3 separate regions of the Homo sapiens genome follow, and regions 1 and 3 are each linked to region 2. The links are chromatin loops, found by intact Hi-C in ENCODE. Cell type or tissue: Calu3. All regions are shown on one strand.

Evidence for each region. Hi-C counts contacts between places; a loop is a spot of excess contacts. Peaks named below come from ENCODE experiments on the same cell type or tissue, not always from the same donor. Only the 100,000 strongest peaks of a DNase experiment are listed, where the experiment ranks them.
Region 1: it touches region 2 in a loop (2.6-fold over the local background); 3 of 110 quality-filtered maps call a loop at or near these places.
Region 3: a loop joins it to region 2, with 3 times the contacts of the local background. A loop is called at or near these places in 2 of 110 quality-filtered maps.

The regions. Positions count from the first base shown.
Region 1 is chr6:53,806,665-53,814,664 of GRCh38, forward strand. The region is part of intron 1 of LRRC1 (leucine rich repeat containing 1); the gene reads left to right. Among named protein-coding and RNA genes, the nearest start is that of LRRC1, 16 kb to the left of the region's middle. RefSeq lists silencers at 4,541-4,590, 7,787-8,000. In Calu3, no CTCF peak of the experiment used is centred here; a DNase peak (open chromatin) is centred at 4,677.
Region 2 is chr6:53,922,386-53,930,385 of GRCh38, forward strand. It overlaps LRRC1 (leucine rich repeat containing 1), which reads left to right. Exons shown (of 14, transcript NM_018214.5): 14 at 250-1,740. The coding sequence ends at 408. LOC101927189 (a long non-coding RNA gene) reads left to right here and starts at 7,597. Exons shown (of 4, transcript NR_125842.1): 1 at 7,597-7,892. RefSeq lists a silencer at 6,706-7,000. In Calu3, no CTCF peak of the experiment used is centred here; a DNase peak (open chromatin) is centred at 4,986.
Region 3 is chr6:53,738,228-53,746,227 of GRCh38, forward strand. All of the region lies in intron 1 of LOC124901334 (a long non-coding RNA gene), which reads left to right. It overlaps LOC124901333 (a long non-coding RNA gene), which reads right to left. Exons shown (of 5, transcript XR_007059619.1): 4 at 5,992-6,137; 5 at 1,255-3,111. Among named protein-coding and RNA genes, the nearest start is that of LRRC1, 53 kb to the right of the region's middle. In Calu3, no CTCF peak of the experiment used is centred here; no DNase peak of the experiment used is centred here.

The DNA.
Region 1 (8,000 bases), 120 kb before region 2:
GGGCACATACTCTGTGAGGTTGCTTCATGAGGTTTAGTAGAACCACAAATCTAGGCTTAATCATTATAATCAAGGATTTGATAATAAGGAAAAGCTGTTCCAAACACTTACCCTCCTGTGGTCAGTTGTTGATTCCCAGAACCAATTAAGGAAAAAAGATCAGCAGATTTTCTTTGGTTAAAACACTCACTCCCTCACCCCCAACAACCTTTGAACACTGAAGTTTTTCTCTTTTGTCAGTTGCATTTTCCCAGCTTTTCAAAATGAGGCAAAATGGTTGAATTTGGCTGGGATCTTTTTTGTGTCCTTATTAAATGAACTCAAGCAATTCAGAGGGTGTTGTTTGAAACTTCCCTTTATGTTGATTTTAGTACCTGAGAGATTGTATTTTGAGAAACAGTTTGGGGACTGACCATTAGAAATATCTATGGGTCAGTATCAGATTGAGGTGGCTTTGCAAGGAGTAAGTTAGGATCAAAGGCTACAGCTCTCTAGTCTCCTCCTGAATAGCTGGCTTCTCTGATGGGATGTTGGTGTCAGGCTTCAGAGACATCTTGGTTCAGGAATGGGGACTAGGGATGGGTCTCTGCCGGATCCTGACAGACCCTCCCTCCTCCTTCCCTCATTCACTCCACATGCTTATTGTTGAGTGCTGGCTGTGCTTCAGGCATCGTTCTATCTAGAAAGGCAAATAAATCTCTGTCTGTATGGAGCTTCCATTCTAGGTAAGGATGGAAAACAGATAAGAAAATATGAATTTCAGGTAGTTACAAAAGCTATAAAGAAAACAAAACAGAGAAGCCAGGCGCAGTGGCTTACGCCTGTAATCCCAGCACTTTGGGAGGCTGAGGCGGGCAAATCACCTGAGGTTGGGAGTTCAAAACCAGCCTGACCAACATGGAGAAACCCCATCTCTACTAAAAATACAAAATTAGCCAGGTGTGGTGGCGCATGCCTGTAATCCCAGCTACTTGGCAGGCTGAGGCAGAAGAATTGCTTGAACCCGGGAGATGGAGGTTGCAGTGAGCCAAGATCACGCCATTACACTCCAGCCTGGGCAACAAGAGTGAAACTCCGTGTCGTCAACAACAACAACAACAACAACAACAACAACAACACCCCCCAAAACAAGGAAGTACTGTAGAGAGTGATGCAAATGGAGATTTCTATTTAAGGCCTCTCTAAGGAAGTGACATTTGCATCGATGGAGTGGGGCAGCCATGTAAATATGGCAGAGCTTCCTGCAAAGCCTTGGGGATGAACTTGGTGAGTTTATGGGCAGAAAGAAGGCTAGTGCAGCTGGAGCCCTTGGCATGGGCAGTAGGAAATCCAGGTGAGGATATTGGCAGGGCCTGGAGGGCCTGGCAAGGAGAGTGGATGGGTTTTCATCAGTTGAAGTGTGGCAGATCATAAGCCTATGAGATACCTGATTTATGTTAGAGAGTTCACTCTGCCTGCTGATTAGAAATTAGATGATAGGAAGAGAAGAAGCAGGGAGACTGGGAGAGGGGGCTTTTATTGAGAGGTTCTAGTGAAGTGCTGCTGGTGACGTTGACTGTGGTGGTAGCAGTAAATGGTGAGATAGCTTGGGGGTAAAGTGGACAATACCTGCAGGATGTAGATTTTTGGTTGTATTGATGGGGAGGGGGTAGCAGAATTATTTATTGATTTAGGGAGGACTGGAAAAGGGAACTGCAGTATAGGAACTGCAAAGTACTTGAGTTGAGTCATGGCAGAAGTTTTTATGAGACCTAGAATTTAGGAGAGGAAACCTGGGTAATTGATAATTATAATAATGATAGTCAGCATTTTATGAGCAATGTGCCTCAGTCTGCTTTAAGCACTTCCTGTGATTAACTCTTTTAATCCTTACAACCATAGCTATATTTCACATAAACTGGTTTATTTTACAGATGAGGATACTGGGACATGGAGAGGGTAAATAACTTGCCAAGCAGCTACTAAGCAGAGTAGCAGAGCTGTGATTTGAAGTGATGCAGTCTAGCTCCAGATCCAGTGTTCCTTATCATGGACCTTCCTGCTTCAAGGTCAGACATGGGGAGACAGTGTTGTCTGCACCAAAAGCCACCTGATGAGCCATAAGTTGCATCTGTTCTGTGAAGGGGAACAGAGAGACATCCATGACCCCTGCACTCAAGCCTGAGTGACAGAGTGAGACCCTGTTTCAAAAACAAATAAATGAAAAGAAAAAGAGCACTGAGCTGCAATATCATTTAAGGAAAGGGGTCACTAAATATTAATGAGCTGATTCAAACATAATCTTTCAAAGATTAGTGACACCCATTCTTTGGTGCTGGATTTCCTACTTTCAGGATGTAACTTAACAGCTGAATCCTTATATACATACTTAAAGTCAAAGCACATCCGTCTGGGAAAACAGTAGGAAGCTCTCTGAACAGCAATGAGCATTTGTTTTCTCATAGCAGCACTCCAACTATAAGTCTGCTCATAATTATTCAGCTATTATATACTATTTTTTCCTGTTCTCAAAGCATATCAAGTGATTATGAGGAAATCATTAGTCTTGACTGTAAAGGTCAGTATTATAAAGAGGCTCTAATGTGCTTTCTGGAACTATACATATTTCAGTACTGTTATAAATGGATGCTAATAAAAGTTAAGGGAAAACAAGCATTTTACAATAGATCCATCTTATAACATATTACACTTATTCTCATACCTTGATTTTTGATAACTTCATTGCAAAATGGCAGGAGGAGGAAGGGGGCAGTGTTATTTATGCCCCACACCGCTGGTAACTATAGTGATTCACTGAAATTGCATGGGGACAGGAGCAAAGCGAATCAGATCTCTGTTCTTCAACCCAGTCACCATCCCTCTTTGGTAACTTACTGTTTAAAAGGAAATTTTGTATAAAGGTGGTTTTGGTAAGGTAAATACAGCAGAAGATATTTACTTGTGTACTTTATTTAGTTTTTAAAAAGTTTATATATTCTAAAATGTTTATTTCAATTTTCAGATACAGGTACAAGGTAAATCTGGTCCAAGAGAAGCATCAGGTAACTTCTGTGGTTTCAATTCACTGGTAGTTTCCCCTTAGTGGAGGGTTCAGCCCTAGAGAGACAGAGGAATGTATCTGGAATACTCTGGACTGCAAATAACAAAAATCTCAACCTAAAATGCCTTTAATGAAACAGGTATTTAGTTATCTCACACATCAGGAAGCCTGAAGGTAGGGGCAGTGCTGGGCGCTTGTATGACTTCCCCGTGACTTGGTCCTGTGGTGGTACCCTTAGCAGAGAAGAAAGGGATAGATAGAGTCACAGGCCAGCCCTGGCCACCAGCAAGGCTGACAGTGACAGTGTCTGGCTTTTTTATTTTATTTTAAATTTTGACTCTGTAGCGGGAAGCAGGTAGGCAAAGAATAGTTGGAAAAAGAGGTTGGGAATGAGTGTGGGGTGGGCACTGTGCAGTGTCTGCTGCAAGAAGGAAGGCAGGAAGGAAGGCAGGCAGACAGTGAGAGCCTGCCTGATTCTTGCAGACACCCTTCTTTCCCGTCAGGGAGTAGTAGATAAATGTTATGTCTCTCGTTTAACCCTATGTCTTCTGCCAAAAGCATAAGGACCATCTGCTCAGGAAAAATCTCTAGCAGGAATGATTCTGTTTCAAAGTATTCTTAAAAAAGCTTTTACGACTGGGCATGGTGGCTCACACCTGTAATCCCAGCACTTTGGGAGGCCGAGGCAGGCGGATCATGAGGTCAGGAGATAGAGACCATCTTGGCTAACATGGTGAAACCGTGTCTCTACTAAAAATACAAAAAATTAGCCGGGCGTGGTCGTGGGCACCTGTAGTCCCAGCTACTTGGGAGGCTGAGGCAGGAGAATGGCTTAAACCCAGGAGGTGGGGCTTGCAGTGAGCCGAGATCCGGCCACTGCACTCCAGCCTGGGCGACAGAGCGAGACTCCGTCTCAAAAAAAAAAAAGCTTTTACACGTAGACATTTTCCCTAGATTTTATTCTCACTTCTTGTGTGAGAAATTTTGAGAGAACAAAAACATACATAAATAGGGTATAATAAAAATTAAAGTGATCAATACACTTAGTTTCTAACTTGTTAATTTTCTGTCACTCAGTGATAGGACTAGCTCTCCCAGCCTCTGTGCCTTTCTTGGTGCTGTCCATTCTGCTCAGAATGCTATTCTCCAATGTCAGTGCCGCCTTCTCTGTGAAACCCTCCCAGGTCTCCAATCTGTCAACGTCTCTGCTCCCCCAGCCTTTGAGGTTTACTTTTCTAATGAGATTCATCAGGACAGGACTTAGCTGTGTATCTGTTTGTTTTCTATCAACTTATCATCAGGGACTTACTTATGTGTTTCTACCCCAGGCATTGGGAAATTCAGTGCGTTAATCACAGAAATGCTCAAAAAGCGTATTTTTTTCATTAAAAAATATATTTTGTATGGAGTAGTTTAGATACGTAACTCCTCAGATATGTCCACATTCTCATTGTGTCTAACCACTCTGTTTTAGTGCCTTGGCATAGTGAGTTATTCTGAGGGCCCAGTGATGACAGGAGCACAGCTTTAGTTTCTGTTTGAGACAGGCGTCTGTCTCAGGAGGAACTCTGTAGGCTACAGACCACAGCTCTGGCCCCAGCTAGGCATGTTCACATTTGTTTGCTATCCACCTGAGAGGCAGGTGACGATGGTGGCTGAGTCAGCATGTCCTGCTGGCAGAGGGTCAACAGTAGCACAGAAAGATAATATGTCATTAGTCATGTTGAGAGAAGGACGTTTCCTCTCCCACTTGTCTATTAGTTGGGGTGTTAATGAGGAGTAAAATGGCCAAAAGGCAGGGAGCTTTCTCTCAAAAGAGAAGGCCTGAGCTGCTCACACACAGGATAGGAAGGGTTGACTAAAACCTCAGTTGTAACTTTTAAAATACTAATAGCAGCTCTTTATTAGCTGCATACAGTATTCCAGATGTACAGCTAGGCAGTTAAACAGATTTTGTCCTGCCCTCACATCAGCCTTATGTGTGAGGATTTTTTTTAAGTCACACTTTACAGATGGGAAAACTAAGGCTGAGCACTTTGCCTGGGGACACTCAGCTAGGAGAAGCCTGGGCTGGGGTTAAGTCCAGGTCTGCTAGACTACAAAGGCGCAGGCTTTTACATGCGAGGTACTAATCTGACAGGCCCTGTCGATTGGGTGGCACCTTTGAAATCGTCATGCAGTGAATGCATATTGATGGCCTGCTGTGTGCCTTAGGCACTGGGGATGCAAAAGTGAGTGCACAGTGCCTGCCTTGACACCTGAGCAGATCAGGTCGTGGTGAGCCTGTGTTGTGAAGCTAATAGCAAAGTCTTCCTGGAGGTAGAGGGCATTGCATGCACAGGCAGGGGCACCCCAGAGCCAAGTGTTGTTGGAAGCATGGGGTTTAAGAAGAAGGTGTCAAGAGATAAGGCCCCATCATGGGCAGCCTTGAATGCCAGGTTAAGGAGTTTGGCTTCTATTTTGTAGGGAGAGGAGTGTCTTGTTAGACACTGATTTAGAGCGCTCAGCCTAATGGCAGCTTTTGGATGGATTTGAAGGGAACAAGACTGGAGGAGATAGGGTTAATATTTAGAAAGCAAACCAGGGCAGAATTTAGTGACTGACTGGATTTGAAGCCGAGAGTTTGGTGGTTGGGGGAGTGAAGGATAACAGTTGAATTATTGGTTTGAGTGACTGGGTACCACCTTCAGAATTTGAAGAAAGAGGCCGGGCGCGGTGGCTCACGCCTGTAATCCCAGCACTTTGGGAGGCCGAGGCGGGCGGATCACGAGGTCAGGAGATCGAGACCATCCTGGCTAACACGGTGAAACCCCGTCTCTACTAAAAATACAAAAAATCAGCCGGGCGTGGTGGCGGGCGCCTGTAGTCCCAGCTACTCGGGAGGCTGAGGCAGGAGAATGGCGTGAACCCGGGAGGCGGAGCTTGCAGTGAGCCGAGATCGCGCCACTGCACTCCAGCCTGGGCAAGAGTGCAAGACTCCGTCTCAAAAAAAAAAAAAAAAAAAAAAAAATTTGAAGAAAGAGGGGAAGGATGCTTGTGGATAAATAAAAGATCAAACCTGTTGGCTTTAGTTTTCTCAGTTCAGGATGAGATAGGGCAGTCTGCTAGGTGAGGGAGGTGGAGGTGGAGCATGGGGTGCCTTGGGGGTAGTGAGAGAAAGGAATGGGAGGGGGAGCTAATGGGCATTGCTGAGGTTGGCATGAAGTTTTGGTGGTGCCAGGCTTCTGATTTTTTTTTCCTCTAGAGTGCTCAACTATACAGGCTTAGAATAGAGAAAGGTGGATTGTGGGTGCTGGTTCTACCTATGGAATAGGGAGTGGCTGGATGAGAGGGTGGGATGGGGCCACTGAGGATGCCGATGAAAAGGTACTTGGGATGCTGTACAGAGAGAGAGAAGGGAGTTCCAGAAGGAATGGGTGGGCAGAAAGAAAAATGGAACAGCAGCATAGTGGATTGTGGCCATGGGAGAGGTCATGGCCAGATCCAGGATACTGGAGTTGAAGATTCATAAGAGGAAGCAGCTGTGAGTGAGGCCATATTATGGGGTGTGACTCAGGAGTGGACTGTGTGGATTGGAGGGGTGTGGTGGTCATTGCCCTTAAGGAAGCCCAGGAGTTGCTATGCTTGCTTGCTGGGTGGATCAGCTCCATGAGGGACCAAAAAATCAAATACCTGTGGCAGCGCCAAGTGGGCAAATTGTAGGATAGGGTGGGCTAGTTATAGACAAACCTGTGCAAACCAGAGAGTGCATGCCCCCTCTACAGAGGACAGCTGCCCCTGCCCAACTTTACCAGCTGGAAGGTGGGCCTGCTGTTACTGCCTGGCTCAGTGGTTTTTTTTTTTTTCTTTTTTTTTCTGGAAATCAGTTTTTACGTGCAGTTTCCTGATTTTTAAGTGTTCAGTAATTAAAAATGGACAATGATTCAACAATTTGGAAAATGCACTGTGAGCTGTAGGAATCAGGTATACAGGTTGGGTTTGACTCTGCGGGCTGCCTGTTTGCACCCTCTGACCTTTGGACACCTTGACAGGTCCTAGGACTGTGGCAGGGGGTGAAGTGGGGAGGTGATTTTGAATTGGATTCTATAGTCTTGAAACACCTTGCCTTCTTGGTCATCTCATCTGGCTTGGAGGTTTTAAAGATAAGGAACTAAGTAAGTAGCTAAATTAGTTTTTCAGTAGCAGCTAATAGGTAATGATGGTAATCTGAAGCCTGTGGCTCAAAGGAACTGCAGATTGTGTTGGAAATTTTGCTAGCTCCTTCTGAAACCCTTGCATCCTTGCTCCTTTCCTCTATACAGAGTGTCCTTTGGCTCTCATGGTTTGTTTCTTGATTCGTACTTCCTCTTTTGCTTATTTACAGCATTTTCTTCTCTACTCCCTTTTCTCTTCATTGCTCATTTACTTCTCTAACTCCAACTCATCTTTCATAGGATTCAGCTCAATTTACTTGGCTAAAGTAATGTGTAGGTCAAATATTTGTGGTATTGATTTATTTAGTAAAATCTTCTATTTTCTTAGTTTTTAAACTCAGTGAATTAACTGAATTGTTGTTAGATGGTAGTGAAACTTTTTAAAAAAAATTAGCAGATAAAAAGGTGCTTACACATACAAATGCATATTTTGCCCTTAAATTAATCACTCTGTGGGTTTTACTCAAATTTCAAAACACCATTGAACCTCTTTGGGAATTATCCTCATGCCACCTACACATATCTGTCCATTATTGGTGTTTGCAAATCTTTGTTTCTTTGAAGGTATTTACCTTTGATGGTTGAGGCAGACTAAGAACTAAGTCTAAACAATAAGAGAAGTGACTATGAAGTACTGACACAGTGTCTATTGTTCTACTCAGCAGTGAGTCCCCAAGGTTGGTCCAAGCAAGAAGGTGCACAGATGTTTGCATAGTGCAGCCTGGTCGGAGTATGTGCTACCAGCATAGCTTTGAAAACCTTGCTTC
Region 2 (8,000 bases):
AAGTATTCTTTTATTCTGAAAGTAATCCTTCTATAGTAACTAGGTAAGTTACATGGAACACTTTCCCTTTTCCTTAACTACCAGTGGGCAGTTGATGAATGCACATACATCCAAAGAAAGCTTTTCCACCCATTTTAAGAATTTCTAAGAAGGTAACATTTGTATTGGAATGCTAATGCCTTGAAGCTGCATGTTTTGAAAAAAGTAGTGGAATAAAACCAAAACACTCACTCCACTGTTTGTTTTTAGAGAACACTTCTAAGGCGAGCCACTCCACACCCAGGGGAGTTAAAGCACATGAAAAAGACAGTGGAGAATTTACGGAATGACATGAATGCTGCTAAAGGACTGGACTCAAACAAAAACGAGGTCAATCATGCCATTGACCGAGTGACCACTTCTGTGTAGAGTTTCACCTCCAAGTTTTACCTCCTGTGTCTTCCTCTGCTGTCGAGACGTTCCTGTCTGCTTCCCGGGAGCCTCACGTGCTCCTTGTCCTAACCAGCCCCCGCGCGCCATCTTCCCGTGGAGTGTGGGGAAGCTGCTGTCTCCCAGGAAGTGCCTTACTCATCCCGCAACCAGTCAGCGCACCAGTGGTCTCCCGGTGTGATTTTTTTTTTTTTTAATTTCAGTTGTTTGTAATAAGTAGAATACACTACTGTAAACATACGACCTTTGTTTTTGTCTTATGTTGGGGTAAAGGAAAGCAGGAAGGGGAATTTTTATCCTCCTCCCTTCCGTAAAGTGCTGGGATATTTTGAATCCCCCAAGTTCCCTTGGACCTACTGATGAGAGATAGTTTTATGTATGGGGAAAAATGGATACTTTTTAAACCTTTTTTGGCAGCTCAGATGGTGTAAATTTTAAAATTTTGTATAGGTATTTCATAACAAAAATATGTATTTCTTTTTTGTTATTTTATCTTGAAAACGGTACATATTTTAGTATTTGTGCAGAAAAACAAGTCCTAAAGTATTTGTTTTTATTTGTACCATCCACTTGTGCCTTACTGTATCCTGTGTCATGTCCAATCAGTTGTAAACAATGGCATCTTTGAACAGTGTGATGAGAATAGGAATGTGGTGTTTTAAAGCAGTGTTGCATTTTAATCAGTAATCTACCTGGTGGATTTGTTTTTAACCAAAAAGATGAATTATCAATGATTTGTAATTATATCAGTTGATTTTTTTTGAAAAGATGAACCAAAGGATTTGACTGCTAATATTTTATTCCTTACACTTTTTTTCTGAATAAGTCTCTCATAATGAGTGCAGTGTCAGACTGTGCCTACTCTGATGGTATGTGCCATTTGTAAAATAAAATAGAGCAGAAAAACACAAAAAGAGAACACTGGTTCAGACATTCAGTGGGCAAGTAAATTATGGACTGCAAAATAATGATTTTTATTCAAGAAAGCTTTAAAAGTTTTATATCCAGATATACAACCACAATAAAGCAAAATAACCTACTATCAAAATAGAAATGTTGCTATCTTTATAAGTGCAATTTAATTTGTAAATAGAGTTTGAATCAAAGTATCACAAAATACTGCTTCAAGATTTAATTTTAAATCTGCTAATTTAAGGGATATTGGGAAAAGTTTTGGTGTGTTTCTGTTGATTTCTTTTTTGTATGCTGTGATAAAAGAGAAATGAAAAGTGCCAGTCACTGTGTGGTGTCTAGGAAAATCATATATATTTTTTTCTCCAAGAAATAAATTCATCCTGGACATTGGCCATACAGCTTTTTAAAATTATTACTTTGTATGTTCAAGTGATAGCAGGTAGCCAAATTCTTTGACAGTGTGCTCTGGTCTGTTAAATATCTAAATTACCCGTCAGTTGTGAGTGACCTCCTGTGGGACTTGCATTCACATGGGGCAGAGCCCAGAATTGCCTTTGACTCTGGCTAGTAATTTTGGGTTGTGGCTATCTGGCCAATTGGACTCCTTATAAACCCGTCTTCAACCAACCAAATACAATACTTTTTTTTACTTCTATACATTTACTTATTGGGTTCACTTAGCTTTTTAGTCTGTGTGTATGTAAATATGTGTGTATTTTAAAAACTATTTATGGAGCTGAAAGTACATAACACATAAGTGAGTTTCGGCTGGTCAGTTTTATACCTTGTTCCCTAATCTGTGCATACCAATTTTCTTTTCTCTGTTTTAAGATTTTTGACATCCTCTATTTTGTTTTAAGCTTATAAAGATAATGCCACTATCTCATGGGCTGATTATATATAAGCAAATTGGTTTTATTTAATGAGAATTGTCTTGACGTGGAAGAACAAGTAGAACTTGCATGGCGTGTTTTGTTTGTTTTTATATAAAGCCCATCCTTTACTACTCAGTTCATCATGGCTTTTCTGGACTGGAGGTGGACAGAATGGTGTGTGTGTGCTTAAATTTTCCTAGGAAATGTCATGCACCTAGTTTATTTCCTTTGGCCTATCTCCTTTAGTTCATGTTCACTTAGTTTGCTTTTTGTTTTCAGTTTGGGGGATTTTGTTTGTTTCCCCGCTTCCTTTGAGAGGGAAATGTCGCTTTCATCTGAATGTTTTACGCTGGTGACACTGCAGTGCTCTTGAACTTCAGGGTGCTGGAACCAAACTCAAGCTTCACAGTGGAAACAGCACCAGCCAGACAGTTCTGCCTTGAGAACATGCCAAGCCGTTTCTAGGAAGGCCCCTCTCATAGTTATAAGAAAAACTTGATTATGTGAAACGATACCTTTCTCTGTCAGTGCCCCCCCCCCCCCCACCACGACCCCCGTCCCCATCCAGCCCTTCCTTTAGGAAAGGGAGGAGTACAGTATATGGCTGGCTGTTTGTCTTGTGGGAGTGACAGGTGAAAGCAGGAAAGGAGGTTAGTATGACCTGTTCACCCACTTTTTTTTTTCCCATAGCCAGTTATTTCTTCTTTTTAGCAAGAAAATAATGTCTCAGTGGGTAAAATAGCCAGAGAAAAAATGAGAGGAAGTGAAATAATCAAAGTCATTGATAATGAATAGAGGGATTGGTAAGAAATCATAAAATGTCTGCCTAGATATTGTTTTTTTTCTGGAAAGTTTGGAGGAATTGTCCTGACTGACCCAATCTTTCTGTCTAAAAACATACTAGCTGGCTGTCAATGAGGTGAGCAGGCAAGGTGGGATCACTCGCACCAGCCTCTCATAGCAGCACTTCTGCCATCTCCTGTGAAATCTACCACACCCAACAAGACATGCTTAGTGAATGGGGTGGAGGCTGGGAAAATTCTGTGTCTGAGAGTTACTCTGAACAGCCAGTCCTTCCCTGGTAAAATGACTGACGCTTGGTCGGCCACAGTGGCTCATAGCTGTAATGCCAGCACTTTGGGAGGCTGAGGTGGGAGATCACAAGGTCAGGAGTTCGAGACCAACCTGGCCAACATGGTGGAAACCTGTTTCTATTAAAAATACATAAAATTAGCCAGGTGTGGTGGCGGGCACCTGTAATCCCAGCTACGCAGGAGGCTGAGGCAGGAGAATTGCTTGAACCTGGGAGGCGGAAGTTGCCGTGAGCCGAGATCGTGCCACTGCACTCCGGCCTGGGCGACAGAGCAAGACTGTCTTAGAGAAAAAAAGAAAGAAAATGAGTGATGCTCTGCCCTGGGCATGCTGCTGGTGTGTGGCAAGGCTGCAGCAGCACTCTCAAACAAGGGACTGCATTGCAGCTGCTTATTAATAGAAGGCAATTAGGGACATTGCCACTCAGTGACATCCATGGAGAGTTGCAATCTCACTTCACCATTGTTGTTGTCTTACCTCATCCAATTTTCCAAAGAGCCAATTAAAAAAAAAAAAGAGATAACTTTATTATGGAAAATTCAAAACATACAAAAGTAGAATCATCATTGACCCTCCTATAGCTATCACTCACCTTCAATAATTAGCAACACAAGACTAAGGCATTTAAAAATGCATGTTTTTAAAACATGTATTATGTTTTAAAATATGTCTATAAGAAAGTGCACAATGAAGCATTTTTTTTTAAAGCTCTGGAAAAGCAAGCAAATGTGCTTTTTAAAACTGCTTTGGAGTTACAATTTTTGAGTCAATATGCCAGTGGAATCATGCATATGGATATAGGTCTGAATCCCAGCCTGCCACGTAGGTATGGACAAACTAACCTCTCTGGGCCTCAGGTCCTTCATCTTTAAAATGGGGCAGTAATAGTCCTTTCAGGCTTAGAGTGAGGATTAAGTGGGATACATAAAACACGCTCTCAGGAAGTGGGTGGCTGCTATTATTACAGGTCTTGCTGTTTTTGTTGTTATAGTAGTGTTATTAGCACCCCTGCAATTCCTGCCACCAAGCCAACAGTGTGTCATCAGATGGGTATGTTCTCAGGAATGAGGACACACACTAGTTCTGATGGAGAAAACTTTATTTGAAAACTGTTTCACCTGTGGTTTTATATATAGACTCCTGCATTATGTAATGGGTGGTGATTTTAATTTGTCCTGTGTGCTTACTTAATGGTAGGTCTAGCAATGGTCTCATGGTAACCACCTCATTTTAACCAGACTTACTAACTAGCCATCCTTAAGGTAAAACTAGATCCTACCAAGAAACCATGAGACAGCTAGTTGAGAAAAGGGTCTCCTTTTCCAGAAAATGTCCCCCTCTTTGTCATATTCTTGGTTTTCTAGGTTCAGGTCTCTGGTGCTCATTTTGCCTTGTCTCTATTTCACCCTGGATTTTCATAACATCTCCTTTTTTACCTCTTGCTTTGTTCTGTCTCCTTTCTCTCAAAGGAGGCTTTCATGTATCAGAAGGAACGAGTCAATTTAAGACATGGATCATCCAGGGAGAAAAACCTGCTGGAACAAATAAATTAGTGCAGCCTGACGTGGGGCATGTAGAGAACACTCCCATCTTGTTGGAGTGGTTTCTTTTTTAAAAAGCAGACAGCTGGCGGGAAAGGGAAACCAGAAAAACCTGATCTGTTCCTTGTGTTCAGTGGGCTGTGTGGAAGATTGGAGATGAGGTTTTGTGTCTGGCAGTAGGCCAGAAGGATAGTGTAACTTTAGACTCTGAGAGTGGGCAATCATTGTGACAAGCATGGATTTTAGCCAAGGGCTCTTGAGTTCTGACTGGACAAGAACCTGACTGGGTCAATCCTCCAAGTTTCTTTTTTTTTTTTTTTTCTTTTGAGACAGAGTCTTGCTCTGTCGCCCAGGCTGGAGTGCAGTGGTGCAATCTCAGCTCACTGCAACCTCCCCCTCCCAGGTTCAAACGATTCTCCTACCTCAGCCTCCCAAGTAGCTGGAATTACAGTTGCATGCCACCATGCCTGGCTATTTTTTGTATTTTTAGTAGAGACAGGGTTTCACCATGTTGCCCAGGCTGGTCTTGAACCCCTGGTCTCAAGTGATCAACCTGCCTCAGCCTCCTAAAGTGCTGGGATTACAGGTGTGAGCCACTGTGCCTGGCCCCAAGTTTCTTTTGCAGCATCAACATTTAACTTCTAAACAAAAAACGAGCTGCCCTTTTTTACAGTAAGATAGTACTATGAACTACAGCAGCCATTCACTGAGTACTTACTATGCGCCCTACACTGACCTAGCTGAACACAGCCTCAGCTTTCCAGAACACCACCATGAGGTAGGTGACGCGATTTCCTTTGTGCAAAGCAGATAATTAAGACTCAAATAGTTTTAGGAATGTGCCCACGATCAAACAGTAAGGGACAAAGTCAGAATTCAAATTCACATCTCCGTTGACATTTCAATCACCCCTTTATTTTACTTTGCTCCCCTTCCCCAGCCAAAGCACTGTAACCTGTAATTACATTTAGAGTTGTATTTGTCATAATGGTGATGGTTCTGTTTTTGTCAAAATTACATAGGCTATAAGTTATAGACTAAGACTGGCATGGAACTGAGTGAAATTTAATGAAATTGATGCAGAATTGGGCCTTCATTTAAGCCTAGTGATTGCAAACACTGTGATTCTGCATTCTCTAACCCAGGGGTCCCCAACCTGTACCCCAGGGCCAGGTACCAGTTCTTGGCCTGTTCGGAAATGGGCCACACAGCAGGAGGTGAGCAGTGGGCAAGCAAGCATTACCGCCTGAGCTCCTCCTCCTGGCAGATCAGCGGCAGCATTAGATTTTCATAGGAGTGCAAACCCTATTGTGAACTGCACATGCGAGGGATCTAGGTTGCACGCTTATTATGAGAATCTAATGCCTGATGATCTGTCACTGTCTCCCATCACCCCCAGATGAGGCCATCAAGTTGCAGGAAAACAAGCTCAGGGTTCCCACTGATTCTACATTATGATGACTTGTATAATTGTTTTATTACATATTATAATGTAATAACAATAGAAATAAAGTGCATGATAAGTGTAATGCACTTAAATCATCCTGAAGCCACCCTCCCTCACTGGTCCATGGAAAAATCATTTTCCATGAAACTGGTCCCTGGTGCCAAAAAGATTTGGAACAGCTGCTCTAACCCTCCCACCACCTTCACTCACTTCTTGTATGTTGTCCTGGGCTAAGGGCTGTGGAAATGTTCATGGGGTCTTTGTTCTACCATCTCAAACTATGTGCAAATCCTAAGAAACTTGTGAGATAAAGTATTTGGCTAGTGGGAAAAAAAAAATTGATAACGTTTTTAACATTAACTGGAGTGACAGTTTGGTAATTGGCTCTCTGAGAAAGCTTCAGCATATTCTGAAAATTGGCAGGTAGCTCCAGAGTGAGCTAATTAGTTAGGAATGACTTTTAATACTCACTACCTTTAATAGCCTACCCTTGGAGAAAAGACAGATAATGAACACTGGGAAATCTATGGTGCTGCAACTTGACCTTTGTGCCATTTGGGGGAAATGAGGAAGATGAGTCATAATTTATTATTTAAAGTCCTCCTTTTATAATGTGTTGTTGTGAAAGATTTGACAAATAATGATTGCTCCTTTAGGGACTAATTTAATCAAAGAAGCAGAAAACAGGAAGAATAGAAAACTTGTGTGACTAAGCAATGTTTAATTTTATTTGAAACTGGCTCCACCACCCTGGTGATAGGAACAGAAGGTCCTATGGAGTCTTCCCATAGCAAGAAACCAGGCTTGTAACAGGGTGTAATAGAGTGACACCCCACACCTGATGCCCTGTAAATGCAGAGTCTGCAAATGCCTCTCTTTTGATGCTTTCTCAAGGTAAGTCATAAATGAAGTCTTACTGCTTTAAAAAAGTAGCTTGCCAACAGTTGCCCAGGCTCCCCATGGGACTGCGCTTCACTGAGCACCTGAAGAAAGTATTCACTGGAAATGGGCTCTCCTGGGAGACTGTCTGGATCCCGAGTGTCTGGCGTTCATGTTCCCACACCTGGCTGCTGCTTCTTGCCCTTCCTTGGCTGCAGGTGTGAGTGCTTGTTTGTTTAAACCTCGCTCAGCACTGCTTGGAAAAACAAAACAACATGGTTACTTGTCTGGGCATTGAATGTTCTTCCTGAATTTTGGTCCTGCCCATTGGCCCAGAGGCGGAATGGGTGGGGCAAGTTTCGGTGTGAGTTTGGGAAGTTTCGAGAAGACGCTATGGGCTGGGTCTGTTAGGTTGGGGTTGCTCTTGGTTTTAATCCTTTTGGAATGTCTTGAGGGTCAGGAGCGTTGCCATTGATGGCTATGGGAGTTGTCAGGCTGTGGCTCTCTTTCTCACAGAGAATGCCAGAGGCACTCGGGAAGGCATTTGCCAGGGCTCTGACAGATGTAAAGTAAGCCTTATCCATGTTGTGTTCTCACCTGGACACCTGGAAGGTGCTCAGTATAGAAAAGTCACGAGCTAGATGAGATACCAGCTTGATGTCGACTCCCTCCCCAACAATGGCTGCCTGTCTTCGTCTTGATGCCTGCCAGCAGGTAAAGGGGGTGTGCCCCTGGGACCTGGGTAGCAGCAGTCCTTGGGAAACCCAGGGTTTGTCACCTGTGGTCACTTGACCCTTGGTAAATTACCTAACCTTTTCATTC
Region 3 (8,000 bases), 180 kb before region 2:
TAGGTGAATCCTAACTACTCTCCACGAAGCTCTTCTTTCACTTGAACTCATAACATTTCTTCCCTCCTTTTTCAGTAACCATATATGCTAGGTATTATTTCATGTGCTTTACATCTATCCCTGATGCAAGCCTCAAGTTTACCTAGAAGAGGATACTAGGGAGAAAGAATGGAAAATACAGAGGCCTCAAGTCTGGAGTGTACTAAGCATGTACCAAACCATAGGGAGGTCAGCAGCATTTAGGAGATATTTTTTAGCTCCCACTGGGCAAAAATGAGCTATGTGGGTGCTCAAGGCCAGCAATCTATTTCTCCAAGCTGTCTTTGATGGCTCTACACTCAGGCTTGCCTAGTGGAGTGGCTGTCTTAGTCCATTTGGGCTGCTGTAACAACATACTGAAAACTGGGTGGCTTATAAATAACAGAAATTTATTTCTTATAGTTCTAGAGAATGGGAAGACAATGCTCAACCAGTTTGGTGTCTGGTGAGGGCTCACTTTCAGGTTCATGAATGGCACCTTCTCACTGTGTCCTCACATGGTGGAAGGGGAAAGGCAGATGTCAGGGGTCTCTTTTATAAGGGCATTAATCCCATTCAAGAGGCAGAGCCTTCAGTCACTTTCCAAAGACCCTACATCCTAATGCAATTACCTTGGGGGTTAGGATTTCAACATATAAATTTTGGGAGGACACAGACATTGAGACAACAGCAGTGGTTCTTTGGAATCCTATCACTCTAGTTTTTCAATATCATATGTAACAAAAACTGGGCACAGCTATCATCTAGTAACAAAGCCTTGAAATATATAAAACAATATTTTCAGAACTAAAATGAGAAATAGACAAATCCATAATCATAAGGGGAGATTTTGGCACTCCTCTTTTAGTAAAGAATATAAATAGAATGAATAGACCAAAAAATAGTAAAAACATAAGGGTTTGAAGAACATGATTAACAAACTTGATCTAATTGATACACGCATGTTGAAAACTGATACCCAACAAGAGCAGACTAGAATTTTTTTTCAAGTACATGTTCTATAGAATTTTATTTAAAAATTTGACCATATGCTTGACCATAAAGGAAGCCTTAACAAAGATTAAGAAACTGAAATAATATGGAATATGCTTTCTGACCACATATAATTAAACGAGCAATAAATAACAAAAATGCCATACTAAAACCTCCCAGTTTTAGAAGTTAATAATGTACTACTAAATGATTCAATAGGTCAAACCAAAATCACAATAGGAATGAGAAGACATTTTATATTTAATATATTAAAAATGTAACATATCAAAATGGGTGGGCTGAATCCGAGTCTATGATTCAAGGGAAATTTATAGGCTTAAATAAAGCATTAGGGAAATAGAATCATGTAAGTATCCATTTCAAGAAGTTTGAAAAAGAAAAGCAAATTTTAACTCAAAAAAAGTAAATTAGGTAAATTATAAACAACAAACTAGAAACCAATGGAAAAAATACAAATACATGTATAATGAGGTTTAACAAATCCAAAGGTTGTATCTTTTTTTTTAAGAGCCTTAAATTGACAAACATCTGGCCAGTTTGATCAAGAAGAGAGAGTGAGAATGTGCAAATAAATAATTTCAAGAATGAAAACTCATTTAAAAAAATCCTAAGAGGTCTATGTGACTTTTATGTCAGTAATTTTGAAAATTTAGATAAAATAGACAAATTCATAGAGAATCTCAATGTGCCAAAATCAGAGTGTTGGAAATAGAAGGATTTGAATAGTTTTATATCTATTAAAGAAATTGAGTCCATAACTAAAAATTTTCCCATCCTAGATGCTTCCCTAGTGAAGTTTACCAAATATTTAAAGAAGTAATCATATCAAATTTATAAAAACTTTTCCAGAAAGTTAAAAAAGAACAAGTACTTCCCAAATAATTTTGTAAGACCAACATATCCTTGATTCTCAAACCTGACAAGAACATACAAGAAAAAAATAACAAGTCACTGTCTCTTGTGAACATATAAGCAAAAACTCTAAAATAAATAAATAAAAGAATCAAATCCAGTGTTACACAAAAAGAATAATGCATCATGACCAAAGTGGGTTTATTTCAGATATGTAAGATTGTTTTTAGATTAAAAAATCAATATAATTTACTGCAGTAACAGAATTTAAAAATCATATGACCATCTTGATAGATGCAGTAAAAATTTTTTATAAAACTCAAGATTCATTTATTAAAAAAACTCTTGCCTTCACAAAGATCTCTAAATAAACCCCATTAAAAACATCATAGTTAATATTAAGAGCTTTTCCTCTAAAATCAGGAATGAGGCAAGGATGGTTGCTTTTTTTCCACATTATTTTGTAGGTTCTAGCTAGTGCATCAAAGTTAGAAAAAGAAATAAAGAAACCCTATTAGAGGACTGGAAATTAAGAAATGAATCTGTCATTATTCATATATAATTATACACATAGAAAAATCCAAAAGAACTACAGAAAAACTATTACAATTAAAAGAGGAATTAACCAAGGCCACTGAATACATAGTCAATAAACAAAGTCCTGTACTTAGTTTCTATATGTAATTAAGTTTCTATATGCTAGTAACAAGCAATTAGAAAATAAAAATTTTAACAAAATATCATTTATCAACAGCATAGAAAAGTCACATGTCAAAGAATCAATCTAAAAAATTTGTAAGACCTCTACACAGAAAACTACAAAACATTATTGGGAGAAATTAAAGATGATCTCACTAAATGGAGGGATGTATCATATTGTTACTTCTGTCACATTCTGATAGTTAGAGAAAGTCACAAAGTTAACCCAGATTCAGTGCGGGAGGGGACTATGCAAGGACATGAATTCCATGAGGTGTGGTTCACTGAGAGCCATCTTTGGAGATTAGCTGCAGAGTTCATGTTCTGGCCTTTTATGTTTTACATTCTTCACCGGTGAAATACACTTACACTTATCTCCCTTTGGACTCCCAAAGCCTCATCCCATTATGGCACCAGCTCAAAGTCCAGTATCTTATCATCTAAATCATGTTGGCAAATCCAGATAGGGCTCTTCAGATGTGTTCCCTCTGGTACTGCTCCTTGGGTGTGGGTCCTTGGGTGCAGATACTGAATTGTACAGATTGTGAATTAAAAATTCTAGCTCTCTCAAACCTCATCACCAACACACATATACACTCCCATATATACATAACATACATTCATAAGATAGGGCTAGGATAAACAAATAGACACTTGCATTTAAAAGGGGGGCATGAATAGGAGGCACAAAGCAAGCACCCATCCACAGCAATTCCAACATCCTCTGAGCACATGTGACCAGCCCTGCTACTTGGGAGTGATTCTCCGTGGCTCTTGGCTCCGCCTTCCATGACATCCTGCCTTTTTCATTAGAAACGACCCACGCTTGCAACTGAGAAACTTTCGTAACCTGCTTAAGAAAGCAGTGGCTCTTGCCTCCGCCCTCCGTGACATCCTGCCTTTTTCATTAGGAACGACCCATGCTTGCAACTGAGAAAGTTTCTTAACCTGCTTATTCCCCATAGAAGTTTGAGGACCCAGAAACTTCTTTCATTTTGAACTGTCTCAATCTTTTTCAGCTCAAGCTGATACAGTTCTTTTGGAAATGTTGTGGTTTTCTGAGATATCCAATGATAAATCAGCTCTCTTAGATAAAAGCCCCTCTGTACTTTGCTGCTTCACTTATCTATTACTCTGCAACAAACTCCCCAAACTAAGTGGCCTAAAATAACAATATATTTTTTATGATTCTGTGAGCTTTCTGGAAAATATTGAAAAATTAGACTACATTAAAACTATAGGCCAAGCACGGTGGCTCATGTCTGTAATCCCAACACTTTGGGAGGCTGAGGTGGGTGGATCACATGATGTCAGGAGTTTTGAGACCAGCCTGGCCAACATGGTGAAACCCCGCCTCCACTAAAAATGCAAAAATTGGCCAGGTATGGTGGCGTACCCCTGTAATCCCAGCTACTTGGGAGGCTGAAGTGAGAGAATTTCTTGAACCTGGGAGGCAGAGGCTGTAGTGAGCTGAGATCGTGCCACTGTACTCCAGCCTGGACTACAGAGCAAGATCCCATCTCAAAAATAAAATAAAAATAAAATAAGTTATAAAGAACTCCTAAAGAATCAGATAATTTAATAGAAAAAAGGGGAAAAGATATGAACAGGCACTTCAGAAAACAGAATATCTAAATGGTCAATAAATATATATTATATGAAATAATTCTCAATTAGTCATCAGAGAAAATTCAAATTGAAACAAAAATGTGATACCACTGCATACTCAAAAAGATAGCTTAGGTTAAAAAGCCAATTACAAGCAAAGTTGCTGGGGGGAGTATAAATTGATACAGTCACCACTTCGGGAAACTGTCAGTATCTACTAAATTTGAATATAATATACCTTATGACCCAGCAATTCCACTTTCAGGTATATGTCCAACAGAAATGCATACACACATATGCACCAGAAGACTTGGGTATAAATGTTCAAAACAGCAGTATTTGCAATGCCTCAAAATGAAAATAACCCTAATATCCATCCACAATCTTAAAAAACACACCAACACGTGGTGTAGCCATAAATCAGATACTACACGGCAATGAAAATGCATGAACTGCTGTATACGACACAAGTAAATCTCACACATATAACATTATGCAAAAGAAACCAGACACAGAAAGCGCATGATATGATTTCATTTATATAAAGTACTATAAAAAAAGGTAAAACTTTTTTTATAAGGGAGTGATAATGTTCTGTTTTGACCAGGGTGAAAGTTGTACCAGTAGTTCTTTTGGTAGTAATTACTGAACTGTGCACCTTGAATGAAAGTCCACTTTACAAAGGGGTACATGTTTTGAAATTTTAATTTAGCAGAGCATACAAAGGGGAATAATCAGTTGTTCCTGGGAGAGTCCTGATAGCTGAGTTATGAATGAGGAGGAGAAGTGTATCATGCAACCAGGGAGGGGCAAGAAGGAATCCCAGGAAGAGGAAGCATCTTGAACCAAGGAATGAAAGTGCAAAACAGTTTGACATAAACTGGGACTCTCCAAGCAATTCATATAGGCTAGGAGGAAGGAGGGTGAGATAGGTGGAAGAGGGAGGAAAGCCCCACGCCAAGTATTTTCAATTTTATTATGCTTTCGGAAGATATTGATAGGTTTTAAGCATGGAAGCATAAGTTCTGGTTGGCATTTTTTTTTTTTTTTTTTTTTTTTTTTGGAGACGGAGTCTGGCTCTGTCTCCCAGGCTGGAGTGCTGGAGTGCAGTGGCGCGATCTCGGCTCACTGCAAGCTCCGCCTCCCGGGTTCACGCCATTCTCCTGCCTCAGCCTCCCAAGTAGGTGGGACTACAGGCGCCTGCCACCACGCCCAGCTAATTTTTTGTATATATATATATTTTTATTTTAGTAGAGACGGGGTTTCACTGTGTTAGCCAGGATGGTCTCGATCTCCTGACCTCGTGACCCGCCCGCCTCGGCCTCCCAGAGTGCAGGGATTACAGGCGTGAGCCACCGCGCCCGGCCTCTGGTTGGCATTTAAAAAAATATCTCAAGTGGCCAGGTGTGGTGGCTCACGCCTGTAATCCCAGCACTTTAGGAGGCCGAGGTGGGCGGATCACGAGGTCAGGAAATCGAGACCATCCTGGTTAACACGGTGAAACCCCGTCTTACTAAAAATACAAAAAATTAGCCAGGCATGGTGGCATTTGCCTGTAGTCCCAGCTACTCGGGAGGCTGAGGCAGGAGAATCGCTTGAACCCGGGAGGCAGAGGTTGCAGTGAGCTGAGATGGCACCATTGCACTCCAGACTGGCAACAGAGGCAGACTCCATCTCAAAAACAACAACAACAACAACACACACACACACACACACACACACACACACACACACACACACAAACTCTCAGGCTGAGGCAGTGTGAATTACAAGGGGGTGCCTGGACCTACACCCTCCCACCTTTTTTTCAGAGTTCTTCCTTCATCCAACTCCAAAGCTTAAGAGAATGAGAGGTCAGATCATGGAAAATAATGAAGCTCATGGAGGCACTCAGCCTCTTCATGTCCTTGATCTCATTAGAACCAGAAAATCATCGATGATCAAAACTGGAAAACAGGTACAAAATTCTTAGTGAAAATTGCTCCACTGAAACGTCATAATGGTGATGGAGGGATTGTCCCAAAACCAAAATACCGGAAAAGACATGTACTCTAAAGTATCTGTCCATGTACTCAATTGCTACAACTGGTTTTTCCTGTCCTTCATCAAGTCAAAGCTAGCTGTTCCTAGGCTTTTCTTCTTAAAAACCAGTTTTACCTGTTATGATACTTTGCCTGCTATAGCTAGATTTTTAAAGACATATTTTCCCCATACTTGCAAACTGGAAAACCTGCCTTGTTAAAGTCAGGTAACTGGGAATGTAATTAGCATATAAATAGATGTTCAACGTCACTATTTATCAGATAATTGCTAGTTAAATAAAATATTTCATAGCTATCATATTGAGAAAAGATTTAAAGGTCTGATAATGCAACTGTTGGAAAAGGAAACTTATACACTGCAGAAGAGATTGAAAATTGGTTTGACCATTCTGGAGTGGAATTTGTTTATATGTTTTAGAGCTAAAGATGCACTTATTCATCAAGCCAGAAATTCAACTTGCAAGTAGAAACCATGCAGAAAGTCTCAAACTATCTGTAATAAAAAGGCAAGTTTTCTAAAAATATTTCCATGCTGCTGAGGATCAATATGTTTGTAAAATACAATGAAAATGAATAAATAAAATTTTGGCTGGGGACAGTGGCTCATGCCTGTAGTCCCAGCATGTTGGAAGGCTGAGGTGGATGGATCACTTGAGCCCAGGAGTTCGAGACCAGTCTGGGCAAGATGGCAAAGCCCCATCTCTATAACAAGTGAAAAAATTAGCCAGGTATGGTGGTGTGCGCCTGTAGTCCTAGCTCCTCAGGAGCTGAGGTGAGAGGATCGATCACCTGAGCCTGGGAGTTTTGAGGCTACAGTGAGCTGTGATTGCGCCACTGCACTCTGGCCTAGGAGACAGAGTGAGACCCTATCTCAAAAAAATAAAATTTTAAAACAGACATACAAAATACAGAACTCAATATTCTGTATTATTGGATTCAATAGACATAAAAGTACTCAGTTGGATTGCTATTAAAGTTTCTAAATTAATATTGTCAATTTCTGTACTTAATTAGTTATGAACTGGTAGCGATCTTCAGGTCATGGTTTGAGAAGCTCACAGGAACAAGCAGATAGATATAAGGAAAAATGTTCATTGCAGCACTGTTTAAATATTAAAAAAATTAAATTCACAATCAAAAGAAAAAATAAATGTTATGGTCATACAATAAAATATAACACAATAATTAAAATGAATAAACTAGACCTACACATATTCACATGGATAAATCTTGAAACCAGAACATTCAGTGAAAAAAAACTGCTGAGGGTCTTTATTGTATGATTCCATTTATATACATTTCAAAAATACTTAACACAATATTACATAAATGTCTTAAGAATATGAATAAATGTATTACAATTAAGAAATAGAAGTAACTAACTTTAGAATAGTCATTTTCCTCTGGGAAGTGTGAGAAGAAATATAAGATTAGGAAACTTTGATTGTACCTGTGATGTCTTACTTCTATCAAAAAATTGAAGGCCAGGTGCGGTGGCTCATGCCTGCAATCCCAGCACTTTGGGAGGCCAAGGTAGGTGGATCACGAGGTCAGGAGTTCGAGACCAGCCTGACCAACATGGTGAAACCCTGTCTCTACTAAAAACACAAAAAATAGCTGGACTTGGTGGTGCGCGCCTGTAATCTCACCTACTCAGGAGGCTGAGGCAGGAGAATCGCTTGAACCCGGGAGGCGGAGGTTGCAGTGAGCCGAGATTATGCCACTGCACTCCAGCCTGGGTGACAGAGCAAGACTCTGTCTCAAGAA